Regions from separate parts of the Homo sapiens genome. Here region 1 is linked to region 2. Evidence: chromatin contacts called from ENCODE Hi-C or POLR2A ChIA-PET data. All regions are on one chromosome and are shown on one strand. Each heading gives the region's core, a stretch centred on a gene start or an enhancer-like site at or near the end of the contact. The rest is flanking DNA. Distances are from core to core; before and after follow the strand shown. Region 1 overlaps GARRE1 (granule associated Rac and RHOG effector 1). Region 2 holds the start of UBA2 (ubiquitin like modifier activating enzyme 2).

Evidence for each region. Hi-C counts contacts between places; a loop is a spot of excess contacts on that map. ChIA-PET counts read pairs that join two places held with the same protein, here RNA polymerase II (POLR2A). Pooled maps may share reads with other maps.
Region 1: a loop to region 2 is called in a map of naive thymus-derived CD4-positive, alpha-beta T cell, with 3 times the contacts of the local background. The contact joins the enhancer-like site here to the promoter of UBA2 in region 2. A Hi-C loop is called at or near these places in 1 of 168 maps with a recorded cell type or tissue (naive thymus-derived CD4-positive, alpha-beta T cell), 2 of 37 single-sample maps with no recorded cell type and 8 of 50 pooled maps. POLR2A ChIA-PET finds 5 or more read pairs at or near these places in 4 of 52 experiments (HCT116, HEK293, WTC11 and 1 more).

The regions. Positions count from the first base shown.
Region 1 is chr19:34,268,332-34,272,858 of GRCh38, reverse strand. All of the region lies in intron 1 of GARRE1 (granule associated Rac and RHOG effector 1), which reads right to left. Among named protein-coding and RNA genes, the nearest start is that of GARRE1, 16 kb to the right of the region's middle. RefSeq lists an enhancer at 2,043-2,743. Within about 2 kb of position 2,723, at least 35 of the 41 ENCODE cell types and tissues checked have a DNase peak (open chromatin) inside an H3K27ac peak, as active enhancers do.
Region 2 is chr19:34,425,471-34,430,421 of GRCh38, reverse strand. UBA2 (ubiquitin like modifier activating enzyme 2) reads right to left here and starts at 2,041. Exons shown (of 17, transcript NM_005499.3): 1 at 1,852-2,041. The coding sequence starts at 1,989. It overlaps LOC124904695 (a long non-coding RNA gene), which reads left to right and starts at 2,058. Exons shown (of 2, transcript XR_007067232.1): 1 at 2,058-2,300; 2 at 4,021-4,316. It overlaps PDCD2L (programmed cell death 2 like), which reads right to left. Exons shown (of 7, transcript NM_032346.2): 7 at 4,254-4,432. The coding sequence ends at 4,302. RefSeq lists silencers at 1,544-1,703, 1,774-1,883, 1,914-2,153.

The DNA.
Region 1 (4,527 bases), core at 1,474-3,973, 160 kb after region 2:
GAAGTGAGTTCTTCATGTTCTCACCACATGGCTAAGGTAGTGGTCACCACACAGCTAGGTCTGGGACATGGCAATCTGCTGCCACAGGTTGAGCTCTCCATTCTTGCACCATCCCACCTCTGTCAAATATCCAGACCATGGCACTCTGCTTACCACTCCTAGAAGATGGTTAAGGCTTCCAGCTTCTTGGAACTGATGAGAAGCTGAGCTGGAGCAATGAAAAGTGACCTCTCTCTAGGAGATCATACTCCGTATCACTGCTGATGATTCCCAAATTCAACTCTCCAGTCAAGACCTCCCTCTCCAAGGACCAGACCCAGGAGACATCTCTGCAGGGTCTTCAAGTTTTACCCTTTCATGGCCAGGGCACGGTAGCTCACGCCTGTAATCCCAGCACTTTGGGAGGCCAAGGTGGGTGGATTACCTGAGGTCAGGAGTTTGAGACCAGCCTGACCAACATGGCAAAACCCTGTCTCTACTAAAAATACAAAAATTAGCCGGGCATGGTGGTGGGCGCCTGTGATCCCAGCTATCTGGGAATCACTTGAACCCAGGAGGCAGATGTTGCAGTGAGCCAAGATTGCATCACTGCACTCCAGCCTGGGCAACAGAGCAAGACTATGTTTCAAAAAAAGTTTTACCCTGTCACCTTTCTATTTCCCACTCCTCCTGCTATATTTACTGCCTTGCTTGGTCAAAGGCACAACCAACTTTTAACCCAAACTTAAGGTGTTATTCCAGATGGTCCCCGTCCTGTTGTCTAGCCTGTCCTTTCAATCCTGTCAATCCTGTTCACCACAGTGCCTCTTCTACAGCAACTGCTCCATAAATGTTACCTATTATTATTATATCCTAAATGTTTCTCATTTCCTCCTTACCCTTGCACTACTCAGCTTCCAAGGAAATTGACTTCCAGAGCAAGCAATATCAAGGCACAGAAGCTGACAGAATGCCTTCTATGAGGACAAGAAGCCAGCCTGCCAAAGGCTCAGGCCCTAGTTTTTTTGTTTTTGTTTTTGTTTTTGTTTTTGAGACTTGCTCCATGCCCCAGGCTAGAGCACAGTGGCACGATCATAGCTCACTGCAGCTTTGACCTCCCTCAAGTGAACCTCCCACCTCAGCCTCCTAAGTAGCTCAGCTAATTTTTATTTTTTGATTTTTTGTAGAGATGGGGTCTCTCTACATTGCCCAGGCTGGTCTCAAACTCCTGGGCTCAAGCAATCCTTCTGCCTCGGCTCCCAAAATGCTGGTACTACAGACATGAGCCACCGCGCCCAGCTCCTAGTTCTTTCAATGAAAGTGCACAGAAGGGGCCGGGCGTGGTGGCTCACACCTGTAATCCCAGCACTCTGGAAGGCCGAGGCGGGTGGATGACGAGGTCAGGAGATCGAGACCAGCCTGGCCAACATGGTGAAACCCTGTCTCTACTAAAAATACAAAAAGTTAGTTGGGTGTGGTGGCACACACCTGTAGTCCCAGCTACTAGGGAGGCTGAGACAGGAGAATCGCTTGAACCCGGGAGACAGAGGTTGCAGTGAGCCAAGATCACGCCACAGCACTCTAGCCTGGGCAACAGAGTGAGACTTCATCTAAAAAAAAAAAAAAAAAAAAAAGAAAGTGCACAGAAGGTATACCTGAACACTAGCTGAAGCTGATAGAGCACAGCATACTCTAAGTAGCAAACTAAGAATTATGAGAATGTCAGATATGAAAATAGAAACTAACAAATGGCTTTAATCCCAGGGAACCAAACATTCTACTTTATTCCATTTTATAAGTTAGTAATTAGTAATTCAATTCTTTAACACAGTGGTTCTCAACAAGTGGGGAAAAGTATAATTTTGTGTCCTTCTCTGCCCTACCAACATCTGGCAATGTCTAGAGATGTTTTGGTTGTCACCCTGGGCAAGTGCTAGTGGGTAGCATCCAGTGGGTAGAGGCCAGAAGTGCTGCTGAACATCCCATAATGCACAAGACAGCCCCTACAAAGAATTATCTACCCCAAAATGTCAACAGTGCAGCTCTTAAGAATCTCCGATAAACTAATGCTTTGAGCACCTTCCATATTCAAGTTAACTAATGTATAACAAGTTACTTCTTTCTGGGGAGATGATACAAACTTTCTCCATAAATTAAGCTATAACGGGTCCATAAGCTAAGAAGAGGCATCATCAAAAAAGAGACTGATAAATGCTAAATAAGTCGTTTAGAAAACAAATGCCATGGGTTCAGAGGAAGGAGGGTGCCATAGAGGCTGAGGCCCCCCTCAAAGATCTGAGAGAGCAGACTAGGCTCCTCAGCTCACTTCAAGCTGCCAGTCAAGGCCCTCTAGAGAGTAACCAGAATCCACCTCCCTATCCTTACCTGCAACAGGGCCTGTCCCTTCAACTTAACCTTCCCTCAAGCTGCAGAGGCCACAGGGCCACGACATTCCACCCACATTGTTACTGCTGAAAAAAGCCCTCACTTCCTTCACAAAAGTGCTGTCCTCCAACTAAACAGCAACCCCTGTCTCCACCCACAAGGCTGAGGACATGATGTCACCTCAACCCAATCACAAAATCATGTTCCTATGACTCCTAGAGGAAGAAGGTAGTGAAAAGATTAAGGTGGAAAATGCCTTAAATGGCTCAGGCCCTGAGGCCTTGTCCTCTGCCACCTAAAATCACTGCTTAGCAGCAGCCAGCCAGGAGCCGCCTCATTTCCTGTGCAACTGCGGTAAAAATAGGAAGTGGGGGAGGAAGTTCACAAAGCAGAAACAAAAGTAATCACTGCCTAGCTTCCTGAACACAAATCACCGAGCAGGGAGGGTATCATTAAAACATCAGAAGAGAAAGGCGGGCATGGAGAGCAAGGCCAGAGGAAAAGAAGTGACACTTTGGGGTGGGGTCCACCAAGCCCAGACTATTTCTGTGCCTGAGACACTGCTCCAAAAGGAAAACTGGACAAAACTGGACACTAGCCTATTCTACAGAAATGGCTTCCATGGAATTAATACTAAAGCATGTTCACTTGAAGACATGCAAAAACTGAACTGTTCTAGCAGAGTAAAAAATATCAATGAAAAGGTTTTAAGGAGGCCAAGATTAAACTATTTTTCTAGTCAAGAGGTAGCTACTAAAACAAAACAAAGGTCAGGTCTGGTGGCTCACACTGTAATCCTAACACTTCAGACGGCCAAGGCAGGAGGATCACTTGGGCCCAGGTGTTCATGGTTGCAGTGAGCTATGATCATGCCACTGCACTCCAGCCTGGGTAACACAGCAAGGGCCTCTCTCAAAATAAATAAATAAATACATAAATAGAAATAAATTTTAAAAACAAAACAAAAGAGCTACTATATAATTGATTGGTTGACAAAATCCGAAGCCCATGTTATCCTATACTGAGCTATGAAAACTCAGGCGGATAGGAAAAAAACTACTGAATAAACATTCTAATCAGTGCCAGAATCTATCACAAGTAAAAATAAAGAGGCTTCTACAACCATCCCCACCCCCAACACGGGTCAACCCTGTGAGGCTCCAGGCACCCAGGATGCAGTGGGAAAGGAGACAGATGCAGCACCGGCTCGCTACCAATCTCATGTGGGAACAACCTGCTTCCACGTGGTGATCCATGACCGCCTCTGGTACTGACATTTGCTCTGTAACAATTTACCACCACAAACCATGGCGTTCCTCTATGAAGCCAAAGCAACTTATCATTAGCGGTTCTGAAGAGCTTTTATATTTGGTAATCTACAAACAACTGATCATTTCATTTAAGCAGAAGAACAACTTTTCTAACCGCAAGGTCAACAGAGCCAAAATTTACTTTCAAAATAACAGAGGTTTTAAAAAAATAGGTCAAATGTGCTAAGTAGTAATATAGATAAAGAACAGGCTTAATTTTGTTTCATTTGAGGGGTGGCTTGTTGTTTTTGCTTTTATTTTTGGTGGGGAAGGAACAGGAAGATCAATGCGTAACTTTTTTTAAACAGTCACTACGTTAATAAGTAAAAAAGTAAATGAAACGGGTAGTAATCACCACATATTCAATTTCTTTTTTCTTTCTTCTTTTAAGAGACGGAGTCTCACTGTGTTGCCCAGGCCAGTCTCAAACTCCTGGACTCAAGCAACCCTCCCACCTCGACCTCCCAAAGTGCTGGGATTACAGGTGTGAGTCACTATACCTGGCCTCAATTTCATACAAAGAAAAATAGTGAACATTTAATGAAAAAAAAAAATCCAGTATTACTTGGTCCTGATGAGGACAGACCTAGCTGTCTGTCTGATTTTCTGGTAACAAATGGACTTAACTGTACTCTAAGACTGTTGTTTTAGTCTTCTTATGAAGTCAAAAGCTCACTCTCAAAACCTGCTGCCATCAAAACAAAACAAAACTAGTATTAGAACTCTTGAAGGAATTCTATTACAGGAACACTGTGAGCCAAAAAAAAAATCTTTGTTAAACAGAGATCTTCAAAGGAAGAAGAAACAACGAAAAAAGGGGCAAATCCCCGCCAAGGAAAGTTTTGTCTACAAA
Region 2 (4,951 bases), core at 792-3,291:
AAAGAATAATTTAATGCATGTAAGAATCTAGATTTAATGTCAGAGATAAACTTCTCAAAAATACTTTGAAAGAATGGTATATTTTGTTTGTTTAATCATCCTGGAAAATATTTCAGGAAACTCCCTGGATGCCATAAAAATATGTGAATTCATTAAAACTATATGTGCTGTCGAGGTAAACACTAACTGAAAATATATTAACATATTTCTCTACACCGGGAGTGGTGGCTCATACCTGTAATCCCAACACTTTGGGAGGACAAAGTGAGAGAATCGCTTGAGCCCAGACCTTCAAGACCAGCCTAAGCAAAATAGTGAGACCCTGGTGGCTACAAGAAATAGAAAAAATAAAATTAGGTGGCACATGCCTGTAGTCACAGCTACTCGGGAGGCTGAGGTGGAGGATCACTGGAGCCTGGGAGGCGGAGGTTGCAGTGAGCCGAGATCGGGCCACTGCACTCTAGCCAGGGTGACAGGGCCAGACCCTGTCTCAAAAAATACTAAAGTATTTCTCTTTCAATCGAATTACTCTTTCAAGTACAAAATATTAAATTTAACTATGCCCTGTTCTTTTTCTTTGTTTTTTGAGACAGGGTCTCCCTCTGTTGCCCAGGCTGGAGTGCAGTGGTGCAAACACAGCTCACTGCAGCCTCGACCTCCCAGGCTCAAGCGATCCTCCTGACACAGCCTCCCGGGTAGCTGGGACCACAGGCGCACACCACCACGCCCCGCTAATTTTCTTTTTTTGTAGAGACGGGGTTTCTCTATGTTGCCCAGGTTCTGTTCTTTTTCTTAAATGATACATGGCAAACGTTTATTGAATTTTTGCTGCCTCCCTTAATTCAAGCCTTCATCCATACACAATTTCATTTACTATTAACCTGAGAACTGTGAAAGGAAACTTTTACACATGGTTAAAAAAGTATCATGTTTTAAGTTTTATCTAATTTTTGCTTAAATATATAATACATAAAGGAAAGAAACAATGACTCAGTCGGCCACCCGTACTTTTTTGTTCATTCCATGTTTCCACTAGCCCTTAAGACACTTTAAACTCACACCGAAGGGCCAGTAACATCTCCAATCTCTAAAAAGTTTGCATTAGTAGAAATAACGATTCAAAATAGCACTGGCTTGTCAACGTACACCAATGCAAAAGGCACAGTCCTAACGTCTTTAATGAAACAAGCGAGTGTACCGTCTACTGTGAGAGCAATGACAGTCACGCAGCCTGCGGGAGCCCTGCCACTCGCTCCGTGACCCAGGGTAAGTTACTCAACCCCATTGCGTCTCCCTTTCCTCATCTGTTAAAAATAAAGCAGGGTGGAAATAGCGTTTGCACTCCTCGGGTGGTATGAAGATGGTGCGCGTTCCGTGTGTAAACCCGCTCGTGACCAGCGCTCGGGACGCGTTGGTCGCTATCATTGCCATCCTCCGCCCCGCGTCGTTACTTCGGAGTTACGACAGGGACCTCAAAATTAAAGTCACAACATCCGCGAGGGACTCAATCCTCTCCCGCATCTCCTAACAGCCGGGAATTTGTTTTGAAGGGAGGATAAGAGGCGGCTTCACGCCCACGAAGCGCCACACATTGGCGCTGCCGGGGAGGCGGGGGCCCGCGGCCTCCTCGGCGTCCGGAGCCGGCCCAGCGAGCGGAGGCCCGCCCCGTGCCCAAAGAACAGTCTCCTCCCGCGGGGGGGGCACAACCCGAGCCTCTCAGCCTGCCCCCGCTCCGCAACTCCGGTCCCGGGCTCCGGGCCCTGAGCCTCAGAGCCCCTGGAGCCCCGGAACCCCCGAATCCCAGCCCCCGCACCACAGCCCGCCATTCACGCGCGCGCGCCCGGCCCTCACCAGGTCGATGTGGGAGAAACCGGTGAGCACGAGATTCTTGAGGAGCTCGCAGCCGATGCCGCCCGCCCCCACCACCAGCACCCGGCCCCCGGCCACCGCCTCAGCCAGCTCCCGGGGCAGCCCCCGCGACAGTGCCATGGCGGGACAACCACGAGCCGCGGCGGAGGCGGAGGCGGGAGAACCGAGCCGCGGCCGGAAGCGGGTGGGGGAAGGGCGGCCTGGTTTCCGCTCCTGCGCACTACAGCCTCCGGCAGACACAGGCAGGGCACATCGCGCCGGGGTGTGCTGCAGCCCGCGGGGACCGGCAGGCTCTTGCAAAGGGCTGGCGACCTCCAGCTGAGACCGGCGGTGTTATTCCCACACCAGCATAGGCCCGCCATCAGACCTAAAAAGTCTAAGGGTCGCCTTCTAGCCTGGGGTTTCAACTCCCAGCCAAGACTTCCTTACAGGTTAGAAAACTGATGTCCCTATACGTAAAGAGCTCTTACAAATTAACAAGTGTCACCCCCAAAAAAATATAGGCAAAGGATGTGAACAGGAAACTCACAAAAAATTGGACAATATGATCAATAAGCGTATTAAAATGTAAACCATAAAAGAATCGCTTGAACCCTGGAGGTGGAGGTTGCAGTGAACCAAGATCGCACCACTTCACTCCAGGCTGGGTAACAGAGCAAGACTCCGTCTCAAAAAAGAAAAAAATGTAAACCATGCAAAATGGTAAGATTTTCACCTGCCGGGCGCGGTGGCTTACGCCTGTAATCCCAGCACTTTGGGAGGCCGAGGCGGGTGGATCACGAGGTCAGGAGTTCTGAAACCAGCCTGACTAACATGGTGAAACCCCCATCTCTACTAAAAATACAAAAATTAGCCGGGCGTGGTGGCGTGCGCCTGTAATCCCAGCTACTCGGGAGGCTGAGGCAGGAGAATCGTTTGAACCCAGGAGGCAGAGGTTGCAGTGAGCCGAGATCGCGCCACTGCACTCCAGCCTGGGCAACAGACTCCGTCTCAAAAAAACAAACAAACAAACAAACAAAAAAAAACACCGAAACAGCTGGGGGTGGTGGCACAAGCCTGTAGCCCCAGCTACTCAGGAGGCTGAGGCAGGAGAATTGCTTGAACCCAGGAGGCGGAGGTTGCACCACTGCACTCCAGCCTGAGCAATACAGCGAGACTCTGTCTCAAAAAAAAAAAAAAGTTTTTCACCTACTAAACTGGTAGAAAGAAAAAATAAGTAACACTTATCAAGGGATTGGGAAACAAGCACTCCAACACACTCCAGGTAAAGATTCCAAAGCAAAGCTTCTCTAGAGGGCGTGGTGGCTTGCACCTGTAGTCCCAGCTACTCAGGAGGCTGAGGCAGGAGGATCACTTAAGCCTGAGAGGTCGAGGCTGCAGTGAGCTATGCCCTTACCACTGCACTCCAGCCTGAGAGACAGAGCAAGACCCTGTCTCGAAAAAAAAGAAAAAAAAACCCTAAAATTGTGCACAACTTTTGACTCATTCATTCCAATTCTAGGAAACTGTCCTGTAGCAGTTATCATTGATTTAAAATATATATAAATTTAGTTACAGGGATGGCCATCATGGGAATAAAAATTGGAAAATACAAGTGGCTAAAAATTGTATAAAGCTTTTGATGTATATTTAAAAAATAGAGCAATTATAAATTATGTTGTGGGAAAAATATTAATGGGAAAATGCTCCAAATATAATGTTAAATGCAAGAAACAAGCCCACCCCATGATCACCTAGGCCTCATTATCCTCATCTACGTAGGCAGAGCATGTCTGAACATGGCTGGGAGTGTTTTTATACTGCTGTTATGGGGCTGAAGGGAAGGGGTTGATCATGTTAAAAATAAAGAAAGGGGAAGACTGGAAGGCAGCTGGATAAAGGGACAGTCTCCAGAACGGAGTAAAGACCCCTTCCTGGGATACTGCAGGAGCAGAAGATGGGAGTGGGTGAGGGCGGGGACCTGGGCTGATGAACATGGGCAGGTCTAAACAGCCAGGGTCACAGAGCAAAAACCTCCAGCAGCTAGAGCAGGTTCAGTGGCTTGATCAGGTGCCAGAAACAGCATAGGAAGCACTGGAGTGCACGTGTCAGAGGTGTACACAAGAGGCTGACCACTGCTCTTGGCTCTTTCGCTGCTCTCCTCCCCCCTAGAATGCCCACCAGAACGGCTGTGCAGACAACACCAGCCCTCTGGACTAGAGAGGAGCTACCTTCCTAGCTGCCACTGTGACAGCTGGCCCTGGACCCTGGAAGGGCAGACCAACCCACAGTCAGGAGGTCCTGGCCCGGCCCCGGCCCCGGCACCAGCACCCAAAGGCAAAAAGGCAACTCAGAAAAACAGAGGTTAATAACTTGTGAGTTAAAATAAGGTACATACAAACATATTTGGATGTAAACATTTGTTTTAATTTATATTAATAAAAGGAAATGCTCTACTTAAACAATAATTCATCTGGGTCTTCTTGTATAATACAAAATTCTTCCATGGGAGTCTGATGATTTGGGGGCCAGCAACTCTTCTCACATGTGTAAACTAGAATTGTTCCAAATTCCACAGAAAGACCTGAAAAATACCACATATTCAGGCTTCCAGCAAAAAGAGTTATGAGACTGATGTTACTAAAAGGAATGATTTTACCTTATAAGCTGAAAAAGTAATTAGGTAAAGCAAAAACAGTGCTTACTGCTTTCAGCTATAACAGAATCACAGTCTATCCTATAATAAGTGAATATTGATAACAAAAAAGCAAAATTAATTTAAAGTGGCAGGAAAATATACTTTAAAAATAAACAAAAATTTCAGCAAGTGTTCATTATAACTGTCTAGCTATCTGATGTTGAAAATCTATATTAATCTACATGGTTCATGTGATATACATAGCTTTTGGCTAGGTGCGGTGGCTCACAACTGTGATCCCTGCACTTTGGGAGGCCGACGGGGAAGGACAGCTTGAGCCCAGCCTAGGCAACATAGTGAGACACCTGTCTCTACAAAAAACAAAACAAACAAACAAACAAACAAAATATATATATATCTCATATAGCCTGGGCAACACAGTGAGACTTTACTAAAAAAAAAAAA